Linked DNA regions of Homo sapiens: region 2 is linked to region 1. The links are chromatin contacts, found by Hi-C or POLR2A ChIA-PET in ENCODE. All regions are on one chromosome and are shown on one strand. The core of a region is the stretch at or near the end of the contact, and the rest is flanking DNA. Distances in the headings are between cores, read along the strand shown.

Region 1 (5,338 bases), core at 1,738-4,237:
CGTGCCTCAGCCTCCCAAGTAGCTGGGATTACAGGCCATCACGCCTGGCTAATTTCTGTATTTTTAGTAGAGACGGCCACCATGTTGGCCAGGCTGGTCTGGAACCCCTGACCTCAAGTGATCCACCTGCTTCGGCCTCCCAAAGCTCTGGGTTTACAGGTGTGAGCCACTGTGTTCGGCCCAACATTTTTGTGAGTTATAGTTATATTTCCCCACCAAAATGTACTGAGATGAGTAGTAGTCGTTTTACATTTTTGTGACTCTCTTTAACGTCTGGCTTATTAGAAAACATTTGACTTTCCAGATCTTCTGTGTTCAATCTGCTGTGATAGATTGTTTTGGTTGAAGGACAGGAAGAAAATCTAGCCTCACAAAGATAGTATTTGGAAAAGGGAAGATTTGTGTACCCTTGAAAAAGAGTTGGGGACCCTGAGGAATACTTGAGACCACACTTCACAACCTATGGCTCTAGGGGATTACAATATGCATCCTTACCTTATCACAGTCTACCTTGAAGCATAATTACACCACTTCATGCACAACTAAGAACCCTACAGCAACACACTTCTGTTTGCTCCCCTCTGATCGTTTGTGCTGCTATTTTTGTCATATATTTACTTGTAAATATGTTATAAACCCTTCATTACATTCTCACTATATTTGCTTTAAATAGCTACTTGAATTTTTTTTTTAATTAAGACATGGAAGAAAGTATTCCATATTTACCCCACTCATCATTCCTTCTGAATTTCCATCTGGTATAATTTTCCTGCAGCCCGAGGAACGTTCTTTAGTGTTTCTTATAGTGTGGATCTGTTGGCAATAAATTCTCTCAGCTTTTATTTATTTGAAAATTGTCTTTATTTCACTGTCATATTTTAAGTAAAGTTTTACTGGATATAGAATTCGAGGTTGATCTTTTTTTCTTTAAGCACTTGAAAGATGATATTCCTTTGTCTTCAGGCTTATGTTGTTTCTGATGTGAAGTCAGCTGTTCTTTTTCTTTTTTTTTTTTTTTTTGAGACAGAGTCTTGCTCTGTCACCTAGGCTGGAGTGCAATGGTGCAATCTCGGCTCACTGCAACCTCCACCTCCCAGGTTCAAGGGATTCTTCTGCCTCAGCCTCCTGAATAGCTGGGATTACAGGTACCCGCCACTACGCCTGGCTAATTTTTGTATTTTTAGTAGAGACCAGATTTCTCCATGTTGGTTAGGCTGGTCTTGAACTCCTGGCCTCAGGTGATCCGCTTGCCTCAGCCTCCCAAAGTTCTGGGATTACAGGCGTAAGCCACTGCGCCTAGCCAAAGTCAGCTGTTCTTGTCTTCCACTCCCACTCTCCACCACCCTCACCCCTCTATGCGATGTGTCTTTTTTCCTCAGGCTTTTTTTTTTTTTTAAGACTGTTCTGTTTTTCAGCAATTTGACTATGGTTTACCTGGGTGTAGTTTACGTTGTGTCTGTCTTGCTTGGGGTTAATTGAGCATCTTGGATCTGTGAGTTGATAATTTAATCAAATTTGGAAAATTTTTTAGCCATCATTTCTTCAAAAAATATTTTCTGTCCTATCTCTTCCCCATCTCTTTCTTGAACTTCAGTTATATGTATGTTAGACTGCTTGATATTATCTCACGAGTCACTGAGGTTCTGTTCATGTATAAATTTTTTCTCTAATTCAATTTGAACAATTTCAATTAGACTGTTTTCAAATGTACGGTTTTTCCTTCTCAATGCCTAGTCTCTTGTTAAGCACATCCATTGAACTTTCAATTTCAGATATTATAGTTTTCCCTTCTAGAATTTCCATTTGGTTCTTTTTTTTTTTTTTTTTTTTTTTGAGACAGGGTCTTGCTCTGTCACACAGGCTGGAGTGCAGTGGTGCGATCATGGCTCACTGCAGCTTTAACCTCCTGGGCTCAAGTGATCCTCCCACCTCAGCTCCCCAGGTAGCTGGGACTACAGGCACGTACCACCATGCCTGGCTAATTTTAAAACTTTGTGTAGAAATGGGGTCTCACTGTGTTGCACAGGCTGGTCTTGAACTCCTGGGTGATCCTGCCACCTCAGCCTCCCAAAGTATTGGGATTACAGGTATGAGCCACTTGGCCATTTGGTTCTTTTCTGCAGTAACTCATCTATTCACACATTGTATCCATCTTTTCCCATAAATCCTATAACATATTTATAATAATTTTTAAATTTCTTCTCTAATGATTCTGATAACTGGGTCATTTATGGGTTTATTTCAGTTGGCTCTTTTTCCTCTTGATTATGTATTACATTTCCCTGCTTTGCTATTGCATGTGTTATATTTTTAGAACTGCACTCTGGATATTGTGTATGAAAAACAATTGTATATCATAATTTTTTAGTCTTTATATACATATACATATATACACATACATACACACACTTTATATATATATACATGTATATACACACACACACACACACACACACATACGTACACACACTTTATAGAGTATGCGAGCTCCTTCCTCTGACTAGCAGGTTTAGGGGCTGATCATTCAGATTCCTCCTAAAGCTGAGTTGAACATGGGTTGGGCTGCAGCTTTAATTAAATTGCGTGTACTCCAATCCAACCTCCTTCACTGCCGTCTTGAGCTTGTTAGTATTTGAGCTATGTGGGGCTGCAGTGCTGATTATTGTTTAATTTATTTTTATTTTTAGAGACAGTGTCTCACTATGTTGCCCAGTCTGGTCTCCAACTCCAGTTTTTCATCCATCAACATAAAAAAATAGAGACAAATCTCCAAGTAAAAAGGTTTTATTTGGGAATAATATACAAGAAGTAGAACTGCAATCCAGGATGTCCACATAGACTAGGGCAGCCCCCAGCATGTCTGAGAACAAAGGAAAAGTTTAGGGTTCTCTTGGGGAAAGAGGAGATTTACGTAAGTTGTTTCAAAAGAAAGTTCATTGGCGCTAGCAGTGTTTTTTATGAGAGCTGGCGAGTTCAGTAGCAGATTGGTGAGTGTCAGTAGTTGCTAGGTAGGACTTGGAGTCTCGGAGTTCTTGTTAGGCCCTTGCAGTTTTGGATTGGGCCTGAGAAACCGTGTCAGGCTAGTGTTCCTGTGTTAGCTGCTAGCTGCCCTTGTGCTGTTAGCAGTACTCTTGTCTCATGTGGGAAGCTGTGGTTTGGAAAATGTTCTTGTGAAAGTTCTTATTATCTGGCAAATCATGCATGAGACTCCTCCCTTCATGACCTTTCCTGGCTCTGTATTTTTATTTTTTTACTTTTTATTTTTTGAGATGGAGTCTCACTCTGTAGCCCAGGCTGGAGAGCAGTGGTGTGATCTCGGCTCACTGCAGGCTCTGCTTCCCAGGTTCCAACGATTCTCCTGCCTCAGCCTCCCGGGTAGCTGGGATTACAGGCACATGCCACCATGCCCGGCTAGAAGCTGGGAAAGGCAAGGAAACAAATTCTCCCATAGAGCCTCCAAAAGGAATGCAGCCATGCCAACCCATTTCAGTCCCTCTGCCTTCTGGAACAGTAAGGTTATTCATGTATTTATTTATTTATTTATTTATTTATTTATTTATTTATTTATTGAGACAGGGTCTCGCTCTCTTGCCCAGGCTGGAGTGCAGTGGCACAGTCTCGGCACACTGCAACTTCCATCTCCCGGGTTCAAGCGATTCTCCTGCCTCAGACTCCCCAGTAGCTGGGATTACAGGCACCAGCCACCATGCCCGGCTAATGTTTGTATTTTTAGTAGAGATGGGGTTTCACCATGTTGTCCAGGCTGGTCTGGAACTCCTGATCTCAGGTGTTCTGCCTGCCTCAGCCTCCCAGAGTGCTATGATTACAGGCATGAGCCACTGCGCCCGGCCTGATTTTTTTGTATTTTTAGTAGAGACGCGGTTTCACCATGTTGGTCAGGCTGGTCTCCAGCTCCTGACCTCAAATGATCTGCCCGCCTCAGCCTCCCGAAGAGCTGGGATTATAGGCGTGAGCCACCTAGCCCGGCCCCCTGGCCCTATTTTGCCAGGGTTTGACACAAGTGATTCCATTTTGAATCTGACAACTTTCACACACCACTAATTATAATGTTAGCTCGAGTTTTTTTAAGATGCTTTTATCAAGTTGATGAAGTTCCTCTCAGAGTTTTTAAATGAATGAGTGTTTAATTTTTGTCAAATGCCTTTTCTGCATCAATTGATATAATCATGTGATTTCTCCATTTTAGTCTGTTAATATGACTGATTACATTGTTTTTTTTGTTGTTGTTTTGGTTTTTTTTGAGACAGTCTCTCTCTGTCGCCCACACTGGAGTGCAGTGGTGCTATCTCGGCTCACTGCAACCTCTGCCTCCCCAATTCAAGCGATTCTCCTGCCTCAGCCTCCTGAGTAGCTGGGACTACAGGTGCCCACCACCACGCCTGACTAATTTTTGTATTTTTAGTAGAAATGGGATTTCACAATGTTGGCCAGGCTGGTCTTGAACTCCTGACCTCAAGTAATCTGCCTGTCTCAGCCTCCCAAAGGGTTAGGATTACAGGCGTGAGACACCATGCCTGGCTCATGGATTAATTTTTGAATATTGAACCAGCCTTGCCTACTGGAATAAACTCCGCTTGGTTATGGTGTATAGTCCTTTTTATATATTGCTGAATTCTATTTGATTGCATTTTGTTAAGGATTTTTCCATCTACATTCATAAGGGATATTGGTCTGTGGTTTACTTCTTGTGTACTGTCTTTGGTTTTGATATCAGGTTAATACTAGCTTGGCAAAATGAATTAGGAAATTCTCCCTCCTCTTCTATTTTCTGGAAGAGATTGTGTAGGATTGGTGTTAATCCTTCTTCAAATATTTGGGGAAATTCTCCAGTGAAACCACTGAGCCTGGAGATTTCTTTTTTGGGAGGTTTTGAATTATGAATTCAATTTCCTTAATAGCTATAGAGCTATTCAAATTACCTATTTCATATTGGATGAGTTGTAGTAATTGTGCTTTTTGAGGAATTGTTCCATTTCATCTAAGCTGTCAAATGTAGGTGTGTAGAGCTGTTAGTAGCATTTCCTTATTGTGGCTGTGATACCTGCGGGCTCCATAGCGGTAGCCTCTGTTTCAGTCCTCATATTGGGTAGTTGAGTCTTTCCTTTGTCAGTCTTGCTGACAAATAGGTTTGTAGATTTTATTGATCTTTCCAGAGAACTTGCCTTTTATTTTACTGATTTGCTATAATGTTTTTCTGTTTTTGATTTTATTGATTTCCAGCTCTCCTCTAGGCCCCCTTTAACATCACCCCAGAGTGGGAGGGGCACTTCATTACGGCCAGACTGGGGAGGAAGTCCAGGCTCCACACATGGTCTCC
Region 2 (5,338 bases), core at 1,962-4,461, 72 kb before region 1:
TTTTGAATCCAGGACTGGGCAGGTTCCTCAGTGGGAGTTCTGTGCCCCAGCCTTGTTTGCATGGTGCACGGGGGACCCAGAAATCAGAGGAATCTCTGGCTAGGGTTGGGCTGGGTCCAGGGCCTGTATGAAGCCCTTCCTGGAGAGACCAGGAAAATGTGAAGCCACCAGGGATGGCTGCTGGGGATGCACCTAAACAGTCAGGGCAAGGATGATGGGGGCCACCAAGGCCCACCCAAAGGGCTGGAAGCCTCCCACAGAGGCCCTCCAAGGTCGTGGCAGCTCATCTCTAGGGGCCATCAAGTGGCCCCAGAGACTCAGTGGGACAAGCATTTGCAAGTTGTTGCCTGGGTGGGAACCTGGGCCCAGAGCTGGTCTCTGCCCAGCCTGGGTGAGAGGGAAGGAAAGGAGGGTGGATCCTGATGGGTGTCTCACCTCCTCTGCAGACAAGGCACCTAAAGGTCCCACAGGTGAAAGACCCCTGGCTGCAGGGAAAGACCCTGGCCCCCCAGACCCAAAGAAAGCTCCGGATCCACCCACCCTGAAGAAAGATGCCAAAGCCCCTGCCTCAGAGAAAGGGGATGGTACCCTGGCCCAACCCTCAACTAGCAGCCAAGGCCCCAAAGGAGAGGGTGACAGGGGCGGGGGGCCCGCGGAGGGCAGTGCTGGGCCCCCGGCAGCCCTGCCCCAGCAGACTGCGACACCTGAGACCAGCGTCAAGAAGCCCAAGGCTGAGCAGGGAGCCTCAGGCAGCCAGGATCCTGGAAAGCCCAGGGTGGGCAAGAAGGCAGCAGAGGGCCAAGCAGCAGCCAGGAGGGGCTCACCTGCCTTTCTGCATAGCCCCAGCTGTCCTGCCATCATCTCCAGGTGAATATCCCCTCCTGGGAGTGGGGAGGGGTCCTGTGGTTCTGTCCCTAGGGGTCCTGCTTAATTCCCTTGTCTTAGGCATGGTTATCATCACATTCAGTGCTGGGGAGTGTAGTTCTGACATTCAGTTTCCTCTGTCCTGTGAATTGCCTCTACCGCCTTGTCCCCTGCAGAAACCAGAACCCTGCCACAATTCATACAAGACTGGAGTAAGAGAGACCCTCAAAGACTGCCTAGGTTGAACATATCTTCTCTAGGCTTCTGGGGTCCGAAGTTCCCCTTACTCCATGGGCTTGGGTCTAGCCAAGGGCAGGGTTGAGATGGCAGGCAGAAAGGCTAAAGGTGTCAGGCAAAAGGCTGTGTATTTCCTAGGACATCCAGTATTTTCCTGTTCTTCTTAATATAATTATTGGTAAGATATGAAAAGATGACTAATAACCAGATTGGAGGATCATTGATAATATTTTCATAACCATAATATAGCACATGTGTGATGCCATCAGTTATACTTACCTGAATGCTAATGAGGTCATTAATGATATATTGTAAGCCACAATAAGAACATTTACCATATCACTTTGATAATTATGTATCAATTATATCACAACAGATTTTATGAATCAAGAGCTACATAACTCCCTAGTTGTATCCACATGATGATTAACCATATCAACAATCCTATTAATAGTTATTAATGATGTATTAGTGTGTTGGTAGTCAAGATAATGACCACAGCCATGAACATCCCTTAATTTTGTACCAGGTGAATTTGGCTGTATTACACCATGCATTTGGGGTGGGGTTGGATTAGCTCTGCAGATTGCATTGAGACTTGCCTGATGCCACAGGCTGTGGCCGCTGAGGGCTTCACCTCTGTGTTCTCACCTTCTAGTTCTGAGAAGCTGCTGGCCAAGAAGCCCCCAAGCGAGGCATCAGAGCTCACCTTTGAAGGGGTGCCCATGACCCACAGCCCCACGGATCCCAGGCCAGCCAAGGCAGAAGAAGGAAAGAACATCCTGGCAGAGAGCCAGAAGGAAGTGGGAGAGAAAACCCCAGGCCAGGCTGGCCAGGCTAAGATGCAAGGGGACACCTCGAGGGGGATTGAGTTCCAGGCTGTTCCCTCAGAGAAATCCGAGGTGGGGCAGGCCCTCTGTCTCACAGCCAGGGAGGAGGACTGCTTCCAGATTTTGGGTAGGCCAGGGGCAGGTGGGGGCTGGGGCTGCCCTGGGGCCAGGGGGAGGGAAGGGGGCTGTCAGTCCCAAGTCTACCTATTCGGAGGTCTGAACTGCCCTGAGCCAAGCCTTACCCAGGCCCATTCATCTAAGGGTCACACAACTCCAGAAAGTATTCCTTTTTTAACGTATGTTTATTCATTTGTTTATTTGTTTTAAAAGATAGGGTCTTGCTACGTTGCCCAGGCTGGCTTCAAACTCCCAGCCTCAAGTGATCCTCCCACCTTGGCCTCCCGAGTAGCTGGGACTACAGGCGTGTACAACCATACCTGGCTTTCTTCAATCTTATTTTTTAAGATGTATTTTTATTTTTAAATTTAGTATTCCCTTTTGATAGATGGGGAAAGGAAGGCTCAGAAAAAGGAAAATGAAGTGCCCAAACATATCCAGTGAAGACAGGATTTGAACCTGTCAGGCCACCCAGACTCCAGAACCCACTTTTGAGTTTTTTCTACTTTGACTAAAATGAAGTTAAAAAAAAGAAAAATCAGGCAGATTATTGGAGCAACACAAACTCCCTGGGCAATGGAATTTGGAGTCAATCTGTAGAAGGGCTCAAATGCCAGGCTTAGTAGCTAAACTGTATAGTGGGGTGGGGTCGTGGGAGCTATAGAGGGCTCATGCGCTGAGGAGCACAGGTGCCTGTGTGTGGGAGCAGTGACCAAGGAAGCTGGGCATGTGCAATGGGGCAGGACTGTGGAGTGGCCTTCATTGATGATTAGACAAGCAGCCCGTGGCTTGTTCATGGGCTGCAGAGAGCACTGAGTGTGAGTGAGCTTGGCCAGCAGGTGAATAGGGAAAGGGCCTGGGCAGGGGTGCGGCAGGGCTGGGGGTGGGGTGAGATGGGGTCAGGAGAACCCAGAGTGTCCTGACACCCCCCTGCCTCCAGGCTGAAGTGCCCTGGGAGACCCGCCAGCCTGCCTGGTGAGCGGCACCGTGCCACCCAGACAGGGTGGGAGGACCTGGCGGCTGGGCGGCAGCCAGGAGCCCTGCCTCCGCCCCTAGCAGCCGCAGAGACCTCCGCCCCGCCCCGAAATCGCATCCTAGAGTGACAGGATCTGAACCACCTCCAAAGGCCGTTTGATTTATCACCAGCCCGGCTTCCCTGCCGCCTCTTGCTATTTATAAAGAGGTTTCCATTCCTGATGACCGCCTGCCGGCCTGCCAGCCTTCAGGGCGAGCGGTTCCCCACACTTGCCGCTAGGTGGCGCCCTCTCCCCACCAAACAGCACGGTCCCCGGTCCCGCCCCGCCATGGGTGGTCTGGCCAGATTGCGGTGTTATTAGGATGGAGGGTGGGCAGGTCCCACCACCTACCCCATTATTCAGACATAGCAACCCCACTGCCTGGCATTCCGCTTTATAGCTGCTGTGTTTGATTGTTTTTGGTGGAAATGCAGATAGCTTGGGATGGAGTCCTTGTGTCTTATAATGCAGAGGGTCCAAAAAGTCCAAGCTCCCATCCCGTTTGTTCTGCCAGGAGAAGCTGGTCCTCCCTGATAGGAGTGTTGTGTTGGTGGCAGAACTGATATTGGAAACTGGGCCCCATAGCCCCTATCCTGGAGCCAGGTGTCCCCCAGGTATCACTTGGTGAACTTAACTTCCCTAGATGGGGCCCAGGCCAGCAGGAGGGGTGGTGCCAAGGGGAATCCTCAGCAGCCCCTGGCACTGACCATGAGGGCTGTGCTCTGTCCCCCAGATGATTGCCCGCCACCTCCGGCCCCCTTCCCTCACCGCATGGTGGAGCTGAGGACCGGGAATGTCAGCAGTGAATTCAGTATGAACTCCAAGGAGGCGCTCGGAGGGTGAGATCTGGGACCCCAGCTGGGCACTCATGGACAGAGAGTACACCGGGCTCCTGTGGCTTCACATTTCCCCTGTGCAAGGCCCAGACACACACCCCGCTGAGACATGGCCACATGGACATGTTCACCTCTGTGTGGGACACACACTGTGTGCAGCTGTCACATGCTGATGTGCACTCAGTGTTGCTGTCACTTACTCAGACGCACCGTCAGCCATTCAGTGCTTCCGTAGGAAATACACAGCATTTTTCTGTCTGTCTCAGCTCCAGGCACCACACTGACCCCCTCATGGTGATTCCTGCTTTGTAAAAAGCCCTGACTCAGTCTTATACCTCTGCAGATCCTCCCTCTGCCTGAAGGTGCCCTCCCCCAGGGCCCAGGGCCTGCCTGCCCTAAACCTCTAAGGGTCGCATCCCAGGGCCATCCTCCCTACACGCCTGCTCTTCCTGTGCACGTGGTCTGTGTGGTTCAAAGAACCTGCTTCAGCCATTGTCCTGGCAGAACAGCTCACAGCTTCAGGAGGGAGTCAGGGCTGGCTGGGGTGAGTGCTCCCATCTCACCAAAGGGGATCCAGAGGCACCACTGGGTCTGGGACCAAGTTAGGATCAGAGCAAAGGATGCCACTGACCCCGGTGGGCTCTGGGGTCCCCTCACTTACAGCCTCTTCTCTTTCCAGTGGCAAGTTTGGGGCAGTCTGTACCTGCATGGAGAAAGCCACAGGCCTCAAGCTGGCAGCCAAGGTCATCAAGAAACAGACTCCCAAAGACAAGGTAGTGAGGTTGCGGGGGTGGTGGCTGCCCAGGATGGGGAGGGGATCCTTGGAGTGGGCACCTCTCGCCTCCCTCCACCAGCGCTGCTGAACCTGGGGCCTGGTATGGGAGTTTGTTGCAGTGAAAATACTACACAGATAGAGAGATGGATGGACAGCCCTGCAGCAGGGGCCTGAGGACCCTACCCATAACCAGATACTTCAGTTAGTGAACTTATCTGGGGACTTCCCTTTTAGGCATGGGATATTCATGCCCTCTGGTTCAATTCAACAAACACTGATGAGTGTGGGCTCTGGGCCAGGCCCTGTGCTGGGCACTGGGGGTCTGGGAGTGAAGTGGGTGTGGTCTCCACCCTCAGGGAGCTGAAGCCAAGGTAAACAAGCCTGGCCTAGAGCTTTGCCTCTAGTACCCACGGCCTGGGCTGGGTTCAGAGGAGGCCACGAGCAGTGTTTGTTGAAGGAATGAAAGGATGCAGGCAGGTAGAGTGAGGGAGTCTGCTGTGTGAGGAGGTAATAGCAACCTCGTGTGACCACAGCTGTGACTCAGGGAAACTGCGGGGTAGCATTTTGGGGTTCAAGAGAGCTTCTGACTCAGGCCGAGGGGTCAGGGAAGCTTCCTGGACCAGCTGCCTTTTGAGCGAGGGCTTTGAGGAGACGTTCCAGTGG

The links. Hi-C counts contacts between places; a loop is a spot of excess contacts on that map. ChIA-PET counts read pairs that join two places held with the same protein, here RNA polymerase II (POLR2A). Pooled maps may share reads with other maps.
Region 2: a loop to region 1 is called in a pooled map, with 2.2 times the contacts of the local background. The contact joins two enhancer-like sites. A Hi-C loop is called at or near these places in 1 of 168 maps with a recorded cell type or tissue (transverse colon), 1 of 37 single-sample maps with no recorded cell type and 7 of 50 pooled maps. POLR2A ChIA-PET finds 5 or more read pairs at or near these places in 6 of 52 experiments (CD8-positive, alpha-beta memory T cell, GM12878, HEK293 and 3 more).

What each region holds. Positions count from the first base shown.
Region 1 is chr20:31,892,289-31,897,626 of GRCh38, forward strand. All of the region lies in intron 3 of TTLL9 (tubulin tyrosine ligase like 9), which reads left to right. Among named protein-coding and RNA genes, the nearest start is that of TTLL9, 24 kb to the left of the region's middle. RefSeq lists an enhancer at 2,798-2,847. Within about 2 kb of position 2,988, at least 14 of the 41 ENCODE cell types and tissues checked have a DNase peak (open chromatin) inside an H3K27ac peak, as active enhancers do.
Region 2 is chr20:31,819,680-31,825,017 of GRCh38, forward strand. It overlaps MYLK2 (myosin light chain kinase 2), which reads left to right. Exons shown (of 13, transcript NM_033118.4): 3 at 447-867; 4 at 1,760-2,058; 5 at 3,798-3,903; 6 at 4,580-4,673. Among named protein-coding and RNA genes, the nearest start is that of MYLK2, 3.0 kb to the left of the region's middle. RefSeq lists enhancers at 161-702, 3,032-3,091, 3,559-4,086, 4,087-4,613, 4,814-5,314 and a silencer at 3,392-3,441. Within about 2 kb of position 3,212, at least 8 of the 41 ENCODE cell types and tissues checked have a DNase peak (open chromatin) inside an H3K27ac peak, as active enhancers do.